Regions from separate parts of the Homo sapiens genome. Here region 1 is linked to region 2. A link is a contact called in ENCODE Hi-C data. All regions are on one chromosome and are shown on one strand. Each heading gives the region's core, a stretch centred on a gene start or an enhancer-like site at or near the end of the contact. The rest is flanking DNA. Distances are from core to core; before and after follow the strand shown. Region 1 holds the start of NPSR1-AS1 (NPSR1 antisense RNA 1). Region 2 overlaps MINDY4 (MINDY lysine 48 deubiquitinase 4).

What was found. A loop is a pair of places that touch in the nucleus more often than their neighbours do. Pooled maps may share reads with other maps.
Region 1: a loop to region 2 is called in a map with no recorded cell type, with 19 times the contacts of the local background. The contact joins the promoter of NPSR1-AS1 here to the enhancer-like site in region 2. A Hi-C loop is called at or near these places in 2 of 37 single-sample maps with no recorded cell type and 1 of 50 pooled maps.

The regions. Positions count from the first base shown.
Region 1 is chr7:34,753,275-34,761,149 of GRCh38, reverse strand. NPSR1-AS1 (NPSR1 antisense RNA 1) reads left to right here and starts at 2,878. Exons shown (of 4, transcript NR_033665.1): 1 at 2,878-3,076. All of the region lies in intron 2 of NPSR1 (neuropeptide S receptor 1), which reads right to left. It also overlaps the pseudogene RN7SL132P.
Region 2 is chr7:30,791,954-30,799,589 of GRCh38, reverse strand. The region is part of intron 5 of MINDY4 (MINDY lysine 48 deubiquitinase 4); the gene reads right to left. All of the region lies in intron 7 of INMT-MINDY4 (INMT-MINDY4 readthrough (NMD candidate)), which reads right to left. Among named protein-coding and RNA genes, the nearest start is that of MINDY4, 24 kb to the right of the region's middle. Within about 2 kb of position 4,274, at least 7 of the 41 ENCODE cell types and tissues checked have a DNase peak (open chromatin) inside an H3K27ac peak, as active enhancers do.

The DNA.
Region 1 (7,875 bases), core at 1,629-4,128, 4.0 Mb before region 2:
AGCATCCGCTTCCCAAAGAATGCAGTGTGAAGCAGGAGGTAAGGGAGGAAGGGGCCCAAGATCATTTCATTTTCTAGGGGTGGTCTTTGTGGTTGCCTCTGTTGCATAATGTAAGATCTTAGCAAAAATCCCATTTATTCAAAACTAAAGCCAGTGAGAAAGCTACTAGGATGCTAGAAATTACTACGTGATGATGACTGCTATGCTGAGTCTGTCTGTCAAGTAGCCTACATGCCTATGTTTAGGCATCACACTGGCTCCTCTTAGAGGTCTAAGAATCACTGATTCTTTGTAGAGATGTTATTGAGGACATTTTAGTGCTGTTTCATCAAAGTACTGAATATAAAGCTCCGTAGTATCAGTTTTCTTGATCAAGAAACATCTTGCTGTGCATTTCCCTCAAGATTACAACAAATTATATTTAGTCAGTTTTGCCCTTAGTTTTAGCCACTAACTAGGAAGCACAAAATAAAATATGATGGGTTGCAGTAACTTTGCAGTAACTCTAAGCTTAAATTTGACTTTTTTCCTCTGCAGTTATGATTTGATATTTTCCATGCCCTTTCTATTTCATTTCTTATTTTTCATTGTGTTGGGTATGTTCTTACATGCATGGGCAGTACACAGCATGGCTACTGGAGCCCGACTGTGGGATTTTGAATGTTGGCTCTGCTACATGACAGCTGTGCTATCTTGGGCTTGCTACTGACCACACGGAATCCAGGGCTCTTTGTAAAATTGTAATAAGAATGCCTGATTTATAGGGCTACTGTGAAGGTTAAATGAGATAGTTTATGTAAAATGTTTAGTAAAATGCTTGCCCTATAAAACCTGGGTAGCTGTTGTTGGTGCTGATGCAATGAATAGGGCCAATAACTAGACAGAGAGCTGCAAGAACTGGGGATGAGATGGTGTGTCTTAACATAAGTCCTAGACTCCTTGCCAACTTGCTAGAATAATGTTTTCTGCAAAAATTGACACATAAGAAGTAGAGGCTTTCTTTAAACTAGATCTAAAATGAAGACTGGCTATTTTATTTGCTATAATGCATGCCAGCTAATCCAATATATTTGATTAACACACTTGATCAGTCTAATATATTAGATTCTCACTATGGAAACAGTGGTGATTAAATTAACTGATGGCGGATAAGGTGAAAAGAACTAAGCCAATCCTTGAGAGACTAGAACACAAGATAGATTAGTTCAGGGATTGGGCCACTATTTATTAACAGGATTGCTACTTATGGGGCAATTCTGTGTTAGGATAGATGGTCCTGTGCAGGAAATTTGGCATGCCTGGGCTGTGCTTACTAAATGCCAGAAGTAACCCCTGCTGCCCCAGTCTTTGTGATAACTCCAAATATCCCACCATTTCCAAATGCCCCAGGACTGCTTCCTGTGAAGAACTATTGAGGTGTGGAAGGACATCTAGTGGTAGATTGGGAATATGACCCAGCATTTCTAGGTCAGTTTCAGTTTATACCCGCCATGATTATGCCTGTGGCCCTTTCTCTTAAATATGCCATGGTTTTACTTGGCTCATTGGAGATGGCTGATTCCTGGCCTGGGGCTGGGAAAAGGACAAGATAAGCCTGGAACATCATGTTGTGCTGGCAAGTGAGGACATGCCCAAAAATGCTGAGAAACATGTCAACAGAAACACGCACCAAATTGTAGGGCTCTTGCTGACCCCAGTCAGCAATCTAGGCATAAAAAGAAATAACTATGGCAACAAATTATAACCCACAGAATAAAAGAAGAACCTATGATGTAAATTTAAAAATGGGAGAGAAGGGAAATTTCTTCCTTAAAGTAGAGAGACTGCTAATAAGTATAGAAGAAATAATGAAATTAGAAAATCATCATTTGGAAACCTTTATAGCATTGATTCAGACAGGAATCTACACTGTATGGTAAGTGCTGTGAGTGAAAGTTTAAGGAGTATCAGGATGGCTATGTACTCTTAAAATACTTGTCAGTTGCAAAAGGAAAAATAGTATCTTTACAGTGGAGAAATCTGACAATAACATCACTAGTAATGGGACAAATTGATATACTGTGTCTGCTGATACTATATACTAAGAGGAACATAGCATCATTCCTGGTGTATAACTCTCAAAAGCACATAACCTTAATCTATTCAGAAGGAAACATCACACAAACCCAAAGTGAGAGAAACTCCACAAAATATCTAACCTATGCTATTTAAAAATGTTGATGTCATAAGATACAAAGAAAGACCAAGGAACTGTTCTAAGTTAAAGAACACTAAACGTACATGGCAACTGAATACAATACATGATTCGGGGTTTTTTGTGCTAAAAAGGATGTTCTTGGGATAATTGGTGACATTTAAAGCAGGTTTGCTGATTACCTGGGACATTTTTAGATGGATGGATAGGTAGATAGGTAGGTATTATAGATAGACTGATAGAGGAAATGATAAAGCAAATATGAAAAATATTAACATTTCAGGAATATGTGTACAGGGTACATGGGGGTATTTGTACTACTCTTGAAGATTTTCTGTAAACCTGAAATTATGTCAAAACAAGAAGCTAAAAATGAAAAATGTCCTGGTTGGGAAGACACATATGGTTGCTCAACCCATAGGGGAAGAGCTGGCAGAATATGATGGCTGTGACCTCTGCACGGTACTGAAGATATGGGCAACATGTTGAGCAAGGGCTGCTGTTATATTGAGAAGTGAGCTTTAGAATTGTTCAGCAAGTTTCTTCTTGTTCAGACCAGTATAGGCTTTCCTGGTAAGCTACTGTGCAATGTATTTGTTAATTATTAGCTCAGAGAGAGATTCAGCAAGTGGGCTTACATCTGTTCCCATGAAACACCATGAACTTCACACTCTCTGGGGAGGTCTAGGACTCAGAAATATAGATGTTAGTAAGAGCAAACAGACATAACAGATAACACATACAAAGTGCCTACCACATGCTAACCACTGCTGCAGGCACTTTCTATAGAAGAACTAATTTAATCATCACCATAACCCTATGGGGTAGATGATATTTTTACAACCTCCATTTTACAGATGAAGAAACTGAAGCATAGACCTGGTGAGTAACTCACCCAAGTATTAGTATGGAGGGGAGCTGGGATTGAAACACCAGTTATGGTCATTCCAGAGGATGAATGCTCTCTTCACCACTCTCCTCTTCTGCTTCCTGAGGGGCTCTGAGCAATGAAACTCTTCTTTCCAGATTGTGCTTATAAAGCAAACGAGGTGTCCAGGATTAGACCTCTAGAAGAGTCTGAGCTGTTGTACCCCATACTGGGGCAAAGTAAGTTGTTTGTGCTGAGTGGGGAGTGGAGCCAAAGCTCAGAGGAGGCATCGGAAGGTAGGAGCAGATATGCGGAGCAGACTAGCAGAACAGTCGCATGGCCAGAAGAAAGCTGGAGGGTTGGGCCGAGGTTGGGTCACTAGATAGCAGAGTGAGAGGAAGCAATGCCCAGCCTAGTGGGTGGCTGATCAAGGCAGAAACTGGGGGGTCAGTGTAAGAACAGGCTGGGCTTCAGAGCCAGAACTCATACACAAAATATTCTGGATTTATTCCTTGGGAAGGCTGTGTTCCAGTGTGTCTGATAAGGCCTTGGCCTCATCTTTCTGGTGGCACTCACCTTTCCCAAAAAGTAGCTAAGCCTAATCTTTGTCACTAAGGAAGTGGGGAACAAACACTGGCCGACACCTGCATCCCAGGCTGTGTGCTAGGTATTTAACATGTATTATCTTACTTAATGCAATGTTTTGAATAAGTGTACCTGAGCCAAACTGCCTACTGTGCACATATATATTAGGTTGGTGCGAAAGTAATTGCTGTTTTTGCTACTAAAAGTAATGGCAATTACTTTTGCACCAACCTAACAGAAGGAGTGACTATTCAAAGTGTGCACTCAACTTTCAGTTCAGTGAAATTTGGATTGTTTATTGGAGCTTGATGCAATTGTAATTAAATAGAATAATATAATTAGATAATTTTCACTGTAAGTGCAATACAAATATAGGTACTCAAAACACCACAGGTAGTAGAAAAAGCAGGCATGCTCTCATCGAACCAACATGGCAATTTTTGCGTACAACAGGAAGCATCAAACTCAATGAACTATGGAGGCCAGCTCAGGCACAATTATAGACATAATTTCTTAATCATCGTAACTATCTGAAGAAGGCAATCATATAATTTCAGCCTTTTGTGGTTATTGTAGGATTTAATTCAGTAAAGCATATAAAGCATGTGGCTCAGTGCCAGCCACAAGGGAGGCCCTGAATGCATGGCACCTGCTCTGCTCATTTTCTCAAGAGAGAAATGAAGCTTAGTGAATGTAAGTAATATGTCGAAAGCCACAGAAATAACAAATGGCAGAGAGAGGATTTGAATTCAGGTCGCTAGACTTTGTCCTCCATTTTTGTGCAGCTTTCAAACTAAGAATAACTTTTACATATTTTACTGGTTAGAAAATATTTTTTAAAAAAGAAATATATGCCCAGGCACATGAAAATTATATGAAATTCAAATATCTGTGCCATAAAAGAAGTTTTAGTTACACAGCCATGCCTGTTTGCTCATGGCTGCTTTCATGTTACAATGCCAGAGTTGGGTAGTTGACACAGAGATCATAGGACCTGCAAAGCCTAAAATATTTAATATCTGGGCCTTTACAGAGAAATTTGGTTGACCCCTGTCCTAGACCTTAGACCCCTGCTCTTTCCATTATTCTCAAGTGCCGGTGGATCCAGATCGGTTGTGACATTGCTTAATCTCCTGGCATTCTTGGGGAATTATTAAACTGCCATGTAGGTTGCATAAATGCTCCCTGCTGGCTTGAATAGGAGAGTTTTGAAGGTGCCAGATGGGAACAGATTCCTTTCTTTCATCTTAACAAAAATCCAATCTCACTCTCTTTCATGTTCAAGAGCATTTGATTAATTAGGACAGGAAGTAGGGGGGCGGTGGGGAGAACAATCCGAGCTGTTGAGCTGGACTGAGCTGGCAGTTTCAGGTGCTCTCATTTCAGCTTCTCCTCCCCATGTCTAGCAGGCTCCCTGAACTCCCAGCTGAGTGTAATCAGAGGCTGTGTAATTGGAGGGTGAATGCACAGGCTTTATATTCAGAGACCTGTATTTGTACTGTGATTCCCTACTTGCTAGTTGTATGGTTTTGCACAAGTTATTTAACCTCCTTCGGTCTCAGTTTCTGCAGGTCTAACATGGGCATAATGAGAATACCTATGGCTTTGAGTAATTTGGAGGATTAAAAGCAAACATATATGAAAAGATTTTTTTCCCTAAAGAGGTGGCTCAATGAGCATTCAGTAAATACTAGCTATTACTATTATTTTTTTTTTCTGCCTGCTTGTCAGTAGGGAAGGAGCTAAGTTTCTGATCCTAGTTTAAAAGCCCTTAAAGGTGTTTTTAGGACATTTAAAAAAAGTAATACCTGCACATAATACAAAATTCAGGTAGCACAAATAATAAAAATAAGCAGCTCACAAAATGATGTATCCTGGACTGTTCAAGGCAGCAGTATTCATAGTAGCCCTAAACTGGAAATGACCCAAATGCCCACCACTAGTGGAATGAAAAAAGCAACTGTAGTATGTTCACACAGTAGAACACCATTCAATAAGGATAGTAAACTGTCTGCAACTATACGCAGCAATGTTGATGAATCTCCTGAATCTAATGCTGAGCAAAAGAAGTCAGAAACAAAAGCACACATACTGTAAGGTTCTATTTATGTAAAGAATTAAATCATTCTACGTATTTGCTACTTTGTATCCTTGACCTAAATCTCTGCATTCCTCCCTCCCACCCTGACTGACTCTGGTAACCACTGTTTCATGTATTTGTAATGAACAATCCCCAAACAACAAATGTTGGTGAGGATGAGGAGGAATTGAAACCTTTGTACACTGCTGGTGGGAATATAAAACTGTAGTTGCTTAGAATGCTAACCACAGTGTTACCATATGACCCAGCAATTCTGCTTCTAGTTACATACCCAAGAGAAAAAACTGTCCACACAGAAAGTTGTACATGAATGTTTATAGCAGCATTTTATTCCTAAGAGCCAAAAGGTAAAAACCACTGAAATAATCATCAACTGATGAACGGATAAACAAAATGTGCTATATCCATATGATAGAATATTATTTAGCCATAAAAAATGAAATATGGATACGTGCTACAACAAAAATGAACCTTGAAAGTGTTAAGTGAAATAAACCAGTCACAAAAGATAATATATTACATGATTCCATTTATATGAAATGTGGAGAACTGGCAATTTCATAGACATAGGAAGTAGATTGGCAGTTGGCTAGGGTTACGGAGGATGTGAGGTGGGAGTTATAGCTAAAAGGTATTTGCCTTCTTTTTGAGGTGATGAAAATATTTTAAAATTGACTTTGGTGATGGTTATACATATCTGTGAATATATTAAAAGCCACTCAGTTTTATACTTTTAATGGGTGAACTGTATTGTTATGTGAATATTTTAATAAAGCTGTTCATAAAAAGAAAAAATAAAATATAAAATTAGGTGAAGCCTGTCTGGGCCTCAGGGCTTACTCTTGGTGGGGGGAAGAGGTGGTACTGGGAATTGGTAGGAGGGGGCATAGAGGCAGATGGTAACATTTCTTGATTTGGGTGCTAGTTACACTGGTATCTTCTGTTTGTGAAAATTCATCAGCTGATACTTGCGTGCACCGGATTGAACTTCATACTTCAATAAAAATAATAAAAACTAAAATTAAGAAAGGCACCCTTCTCCAACCATTGTTAGTCACTCAGTTCTTTTTTCAGAAGCAACCACTCTTACATCAAACAGAGTCTAGAGACAGGCTATTCAGAGACTGAGGTACAAGAACATGTGTTCTTGTGTATATTGTATTTCTTGTCTTATTTTTATTTCCCGAGAGCAAGTTTTGATAAACCTAGTCCTGTGTCCAGTTGACCACCTACTACAAAGGGGGTGTAGACCTCAGAAAAGGACAGGGGGAGAAGAGGAGATGGGTGGAAGTTCTGATCCTAGGTGACCTTCTTGGACATGGCAAGGTTTCAACAAATGTTCATGAAACTGTCAAAGTTTTATGAATTTAAGGGCTTCAAAATGTCCAGGTTTTCTTCTAGTGCTGGTCTGACATCCAGATTAAGTCTCTCATGTCTATTTTGTGTTTGAAACTCCAGGAATCCCTTTGGGCTGCCCTGATCCCCAAAGCCTTCTATTATTTTTTCTTTCTTTTTAAAATTCATTTAGAATTTTTTATTTATGTTTAACTTATTTTTATTTTTGTAGAGACAGGGTCTCGCCATGTTGCCCTGGCTGGTCTTGGACTCCTGGCTTCAAGCAATCCTCCTTCCCCAGCCTCCCAAAGTGCTCGGATTGCAGGTTTCCTTCTTTGTTTTTTTGGACAGGGGCGTCTCTTTATGTTGCTCACATTGTAGTGCAGTGGCTGTTCACTGGCATAATCCCACTGCTGATCAGCATGGGAATTTTGACTTGCTCTGTTTCCAACTTGGGCTGGTTCATGCTTCCTTAGGCAATCTAGTGGTCACCTGCTCCTGGGATAGGGGTAACCATACTGATGCCAAACTTAGTACAAACATCCGATCCACATAGCGCACTATGAGCTCCTGGGCTCAAGTGATACTCCCACCTCAGCCTCCTGAATAGCTGGGACTACAGGCGTGCACCACCACACCTGGCTGGTCTTCTGTTCTTGATGAGCACTCACCTGGGTTTGTAATTCAGAATAGCATTCAACTTCTTGGTGAAAGTATTTTCCTCATTTCAAAGTTGTGACATGATGGGATATTTGAATCTAGGACCACCATAAAACACTGGGGAAGACAGTC
Region 2 (7,636 bases), core at 3,025-5,524:
CCATTGTTCTTAGGAACCTAACCTGAGAAACCATTCAACAAGTAATAGGCAAAGGGGTTAGGGATGGTGGAATTTAACCTTGCCCTAGTCAGCCTGCCTTCAGCTCAAAATGCTGCAGCCAGGAACAGCCTGGAACAGGCCTCCAGTGACAGATGCTCATACTCAGGGCTGGGAGTGATTCCAGGTTGCTGTGTCCTAAATCCATTTACTATATACCCACAGGTGCTCAGAGGAGCCTATAGTCTAGGAAGGACTCCAAAGTCACAGGACCCTGGTTTACAGGCTCATTATTTACATAAGATGAGCCTTAGAGAGGTCAACTGAATCAAAGTAATTCAGAGATTACAAAAGAAGTCAGAAGTCTGGTCTAGGCATGTGTAGAGGGTAGAATTGGGGAGCCATTACAGAGCAGCCCATCCTACCCCTTCATTTACAGACAGGAGCACAGAGGCCCAGAGAGGCCTGGAGGTCTGCTCAGCAGACTGCAACCTGCAAGCACAAGACAAAGAAGTGCATGACATAAAGGCAAGATGGGGACTTGCTTTTACTGTCCTTAGACAGTAGCTGTGAGCAACCCTACTAACTTGGGCTCTAGTAATAGTCCTGGTGTGGAAGCCTCTTAAACAGCTTCAATAAAACCCCAGTGCCAGAGGAGAAATGTCACAGCACAAAAGTAACAGGACAGCTCACTGCTCACATGTGTGGACTGCAAGCACATGGACCCTGAACTAAGGCCACAGGAAGGCCAGTTCACAAAGAAACACCACTGGCCTGATAGAAAGTAAGATGCAGGGCTGGGCGCAGTGGCTCACGCCTGTAATCCCAGCACTTTGAGAGGCCGAGGCGGGCGGATCACAAGGTCAAGAGATTGAGACCATCCTGGCTGACATGGTGAAACCCCGTCTCTACTAAAAATGCAAAAAAAATTAGCCAGGCGTGGTGGCGGGCGACTGCAGTCCCAGCTACTCGGGAGGCTGAGGCAGGAGAATGGCGTGAACCCGGGAGGCGGAGCTTGCAGTGAGCCAAGATCACGCCACTGCACTCCAGCCTGGGCGACACAGCGAGACTCTGTCTCAAAAAAAAAAGAAGAAAGTAACATGCAGACCAGAGGTATAAATTATGGCCCAATGACCATGACCTAAACCTGCTTCTCCCACAGTCTTCATTTCAGGGAACGGCAACCCCCCTCTTACAGTTGTTCAGCAAAATCTTTGCAGTTATCCTTGCCTCCTTTCTTTCTCTAACACAGCACATCCAATCCATACACGAATCCCAATGAGATATGTGGTTTCGGTCAATATCAGACCACATATATCACAGTGGTTCCATAAGATTATAGTATCATATTGTTACTGTACCTTTCCTAAATTTAGATGTGTTTAGATAAACAAATACTTCCCATTGTGTTACAATGGCCTATAGCATTCAATACGGCAACATGCTGTCCAGGTGTGTATACTAGGAGCAACAGGCTAAGCCATTTAGCCTAGGTGTGTAGTAGGCTGCACCATCCAGGTCAGTGTAAGTACACTCTATGATGTTTCCACTTCAGCAGTCTCGAGGAGAGAGACAGGTGCACCCCAAACTCTCCCAGGTCCTTCAGTGCCTCCAGGGGCCCACAGATGTGGATGCGCTTCTGAAAATGCACTTCTCAGAACATAGCCCTGCTGATGTATGTCTGTATGTATGTATACACCCATATTCTAGCCCATGTCTCACCACCTTCACTGCCATTTCCCTGATGCAAGCCACCACCAGCTCTCTTCTACTACTGCAGTTGCCTAACTGGTCTCCCTGCCTCCACACTTGCCTTCCTCCTTCCACACTTGAATCTATTCAACACAGCAGCCAGAGGGACCCTATTAAAACACAAGTGAGATCACAGCATGTCTCTGCTCGACCTCCAAAGGCTCCCATATCTCCTAGATGCGGGAGTATCCAAAGTAAAAGCCAATGCATTCAGCAGCTTCCAGGCCCCACATGACCAAGCCCTTGCTTCCTTTCTTGCTTTTTTTCCTCTCTCCCTCATGTAGTCCAGCCTCAATCAGTAACATGCTCCCACTGCAGGGCCTGTGCACAACTGCTGTCGGCATTTGCGTCCAGAGATCAAAGTGCAAGTTCCCTGTCTCCTTTCTGGCCTCCTCTCAAGTGTAACCCTCTCTGGTAGGTTTTCCTGGCTACCTCTTTATAAAATAGCAGCTCTGTCCCCAGGGCTCCCTGTCACTCTTCCATGATTTATTTTTCCCCTTAGCACTTGTAATCCTCAGATATGTTATATATTTCCTTGTTTTGGTGTTATTGTGGGCTGCCTCGTCTCACTGGAAGTGGAAGATCCAAGAGGGCAGGGACTCAATCTGCTTTGTTCACAGCTGACTGGCTGGTGGGTCTGGCACACAGTAGGCCATCGCAGGTGGTGTGCTGGTAAATGTTAACAACTGGCTCTCCAGGGATGGGGACCTTGATTTGCTGCATTTGCCAATCTCCATGGTATAAATATTCTAAACATGACCAATTCCAAGCTACCAATGTGATGTCACTGAATGCAAAGTTAAGAAGGGGCACTAAAAATCAGCATTCGAAGCCAGTACAAGCCATCTTTAACATACTGCTGGTCCTTGCTAAATAGTTGTTGAATAAATTAACTGAATAAATGAGTATGTCTGTGAATTGACAGGGTCTTTTTTTTTTTTTTGAGGGTATGACTCCAGGAATTCAGAGTCTGAAATCAAGTCTACCCAAAACCAAAGGATCTGTAACATGAAGAGCAAGACATCATATGTTGGTTAGTGACATCTGTGATGGAGGCTTTAAGTGAATACAGGAGGAGCATGCCTATTTAAAAAGAAAGCTTTAAACATTAACTACAAGGGAAAACAGAGTTTATGAAAATAACTTTGCTACACCTGCAAAAGCTCAAGTGAGTCATTTCCTTTCTGTTCTCTGGGGCTCTATTTTCCCCGCCTGCCAAATAAAGGGTTTGGATTCTAAGGATCTTTCCAGCACTGACAGTCTATGAAGTTAAGAATGTAAACAAGTCCTAAAGATGCATGTATTCCACCCTGCTTTTTAAAATGCTTAATTTAAAATCTTTTTTAAAAGTCTAAATTAGACTTCAATTGCATGGACTATATCATACTTCAAGGCTGTATTCTGGGAAGATACTCACTTTCTCCAGGACAAAATCCATTTCATGAAATTAATGATGACCCTAAGCTCCATGGACTCACCACAGCAGGCCCCAAAGCTAGACATCCTCCCCTCACCTAAGCCTGCTGCTTCTGGGGATGGCATGGCTGTGGGTTTCCTGTTGCCTTTTCCACACAAGGTCCAGATAAAAAAGAGACAGATGTGACAGTGAGACAGGGGGAAATGTGAAAAACACAAAAAAATCTTTTGAGAGTGGTCAGAAGGGAGATTGAGAGAGTAGATGAATATTTTAAAAACCATAGTGAGACAAAAAAAAAAAAAGTACAGTGCTCCAACAAACAGCTGCCCTCTGTGGCAGGCATAAAAATGACCCCCTCCCTCAACTATGTCCACATCCTAATCCCAGACCCCCTGAATGTGTTCGGTTACATGGCAAGGGGGGATTAAGGTTGCAGATGAAATCAAGGTTGCTAATCAGCTGACCTTGAGATATGCTGAGTGTTCTGGATCAACCAGGTGGGTCCAAGGTAATCACAAAGGTCCTCAAAAGCAGAAGAGGGAGCAGGAAGGGGAAAAGCAGAAAGAAGGCAGCCTGAGCAGGATTCAGCCAACGTCACTGGCTTCAAAGGTGAAGGAAGGGAGCCAAGGAATTCAGGTGGCCTCTTAAACCTGGAAAAGGCAAAGAAACAGATTCTCCCCTAGAGGCTCCAGAAGGAATGCAGCCTGCTGACACCTGGATTGCAGACCAGTGAGACATCCTTCAGACCTCTGACCTCCAGAACCATCAATCTGTGTTTGTCCTCAAGCCACTAAGCTTATGGTAATGCTACACCAGCAACAGGAAACACATGCACCCCTCTATTTGCCTATACTGTCAGGTCATCTGGTCCCTGACCCTGATGGCCTGTGTGACCCTGGAGAGGTCTGTGCCCCTCTCTGGGCCTCAGAACCCTCATTTATACCATAGGCCTTCATATCTTGGTACCCCTGGATCCCACGGCTCCATGGTTGAAGCCATGTGACAGGGCACACATTTGCTCACCAGCCCTGACCCTTAGATGTCAGTGCTGTGGCAACTGCTGTGGGTTGAATTCCTAAGGGAGGATAAAACTCTTCTCAATTCATGACCACAGTTACACCCAGGTTTCTGAAGCTGACTGAGCAAGTAAGTGGCTGGAACTTGTGCAGCCTATGCCTACACCTATTGCTAGATGCCCAGCATGGTGTGTTTTGAGTTAATCTGCAGAAAGCCAACTGTAGGAGTGTCCATGTGGCCATCTGCAGGTCCAGAAACTCACTCTGAGGGGCCCTCAGACAAATGACAGGCCAGCACACCCCAACGGAGGGCTGTGAGCAACACAAGTGAGGTGCCTCCAAAGAACCCACCTTCACAAAGTGCCCCTGAGGAGCCAAGAGGCTTGGAAGACCTAGCCCTGGGGGGTTGTAAGTAAAAATTTCCTCTCCCATGCTCCGTACTACATCTGAAGTTTCCTGAGGGTCTACTCAGGTCAGGTGTGTGGGTGACAGCAAGAGCCACAAATGTGTAGAGAAAGGCCCCCGCCCGCAACACAGCACTCTAGCGAGAGGGAGAGAGAGACGAGGGTTAGAGGACTGCCCAGTCAGGGCCAGAGTCCCCATGGTTCTGAGTGATGGTGAGAGGAACCCAACAAGGGCAGCCCTGACAAGCCAGCGACAAGTGACAGGTGGCCCCAAACAGCCACAACCCCCACAATGGGAGTCCAGGTGACATATTTTCCAAGCATCTCTTGATATCAAAGGGCACAGAAGAAAAACAAAAAATAAACCAGAAAATAGTCCCTTCAGCTCCCGGAGTCAGATCTGAGGAGTGTCAGAGTTAGGAGGGCCTGACTGCACAGATACTCACACCGCCTAACATCTCAGCAGGTTGCATCCTCCACCTGCCCCCTAACCCCACCTGTGCCCCTAGGTGTGACTTCCATGGATTTTCCTGAACCTGATGTTTGGAGGCCCAAAAAGGGCCCCAAGTAGCTCCCTCTCCTCCAGCTTCCTTAGGACAGAGCGGTGGAGCTGGCTCTGTGCATATGGCCAGCTCTGATGCCATCTCACTGCACTTTCCCACGCTTTAGAAGAATTATATGTGCACATGTGTGTCTCCCCTTGAAGAACTCACAGGACCTGGTACACACTAGGACTGAGACCCATGTTTACCAAACTGAATTAAACAAAAAACAAGGGGAAGGGGGCACTGATGGAGGGGAGTTGGGAAGGGCAGGGGATGCAGATATATTTACCATTGGGATTACTTTGGCCCTGGTTTCAAATCAAGAGCACTGTGTAGAGTTGTGTAGTATGTGCACTACACAAAGACGCCTCGCTGAGGCAGTGAGAGAGAGCTGAAATCCAGCCCATATTCCATTTGCCAGTCTGTGTGCCCTTGGATCTGCACCCACCCAGAACCTTGTCAGGTTCCTTGGATTCTCTGTGCCTCAGTTTCCTCATCTGTGAAATGGGGATAATAATTGCTGGGTTGAAGGATGCTTTTTCTCAACTCCCAGTGTTTTCTAGAAGTTTGAAGAAGGCTCTGCTGGTCTGGCCCACCTGGCCATTCTTCCCCTCTTTAATCACTCCACCCTAACGGAGGAAGTGTGAATTATATGACTGATAAATTCCATAAAAAATAAAAGGCATTTAGGCTCAGCTTTACCCTTTTTCCTCTTAGAAGTGGGCTGCTCTTCCACGGGCAGCCCCTCCCCACCATGTATTATATGAGAATACCTGCCCTGGGCCCACGATGGGAGGCTGGCTTGAGCCCAGGAGTTCACAACCAGCCTGGGCAACATAACAAAACCCCGTCTCTACAAAAAATACAAAATATTAGCCAGGTGTGTGGAAATAAGTGCATCTGTGGTCCCACGTACTTAGGAAGCTAAGGTGGGAGGATTGCCTGAGCGTGGAAGGTCAAGGCTGCAGTGAGTTGTGATTGCGCCACTGTGCTCCATCCTAGGTGACAGAATGAGACCCTGTCTCCAAAAAAAAAAAAGCAAACCAAAGACATTTCCAAATAAAAACTAGAAAAAAAAATTTAACATACCTGCTAAAAAAAAATACTAAAGGAAGTTATTCGAGTAAAAAGAAAATATAAATGCCATAATTATTCCAACTAGAATAAAAAATTATCGACTGGATTTAAAGTTCCAAATACATGCTGTTTATCAGAGATAGGCTTTAACTATATACTAGAAGGAAATCTCAGCAAATATCAAAGGATTGCAATCATAAAGAATAATACATATATAAACAATTAAATAAACAATATATATAATATATATATAAATATAAACAAAAAAAACCCTAAATGTATGAAATTAGTAGTACATGCCTAAATAACCCATGGGTTAAAAAAAAAAAAGAAACCACGATGGGAATTAGAAAATATATTAACTAAGTTATACGAATATGTAACGTATTAACTTACGGAATACAGACAAAACATTACTTACAGAGAAATTTGCAGCTTTAAAACATATTACAAAAGAAGAAGGCTGAGAATCAGTAAACTAGAAAATAATAGCAAATTAAACTCAGAGAGAATAGAATGAAGAAAATAATAAAAATAAGAGCAGAGGTCAATGAAATAGAAAACAAACATAAAGCCAAAAGTTTTCTTTGAGTATATTACACAAATGATAAATTCCCAGTGAGACTAGTTAAGAGAGAAAGAACATAAATTACCAATCACAGGAATGAAACAAAGACATAACTACAGATCTCACAAACTTCAAAGTGATAATAAGAGGATAATATAATTATACAATTTTATACCAATAAATTTAAAACACACATATAAAGTGGCCAAACTCTTTGAAAAAATACAACTTGCCAAAACTTACACAAGAAGAAAGTTGAAATTTGAATTAAAAAGTTTTTAATTGAACACATAATTTAACACCTTTCAACTTAATGCACAGAAAATTTCTCCAGTAAATTCTCCCAAATATTTAAGAAAGAAATCACATCAATCTTACACTCACTCTTCAAGGGGATAGAAAAAGAGGGACCACTTCTAGCATAACCTAGGTATCAGCATCTGACAAAGCTGTTGCAAGAAAGGAAATCTGCCAGCCAATCTTCTTCATAAACCTACACACAAAACCCCTACACGAAATATTAATAAGTCAAATCCAATGATATATAAAAAGATAATATATCATAGCCAAGTGGGATTTATTCTTAGGATGTAAGGTTGGTTTAACATTCAGAAATCAATCAATGTAGGAATCATTAAGGCTTATTGTAAAGAATAAAAGTAAGGATAGGATGAAAAATAAAATAAAATAGAAATAATGCCCAAAGGGAGCCTTGTGGGAGCTGATTCATCACTGTATCTCTGGCTTCCCACAAGAAACTCTTAGCCACGTCTGCCTGGCCATGTTGCTGCAGGTATGTTTTGGGACCATCTGCTAAAGCAAGCTTGTCCAACCCGCAGCCCACATGCAGCCCAGGATGG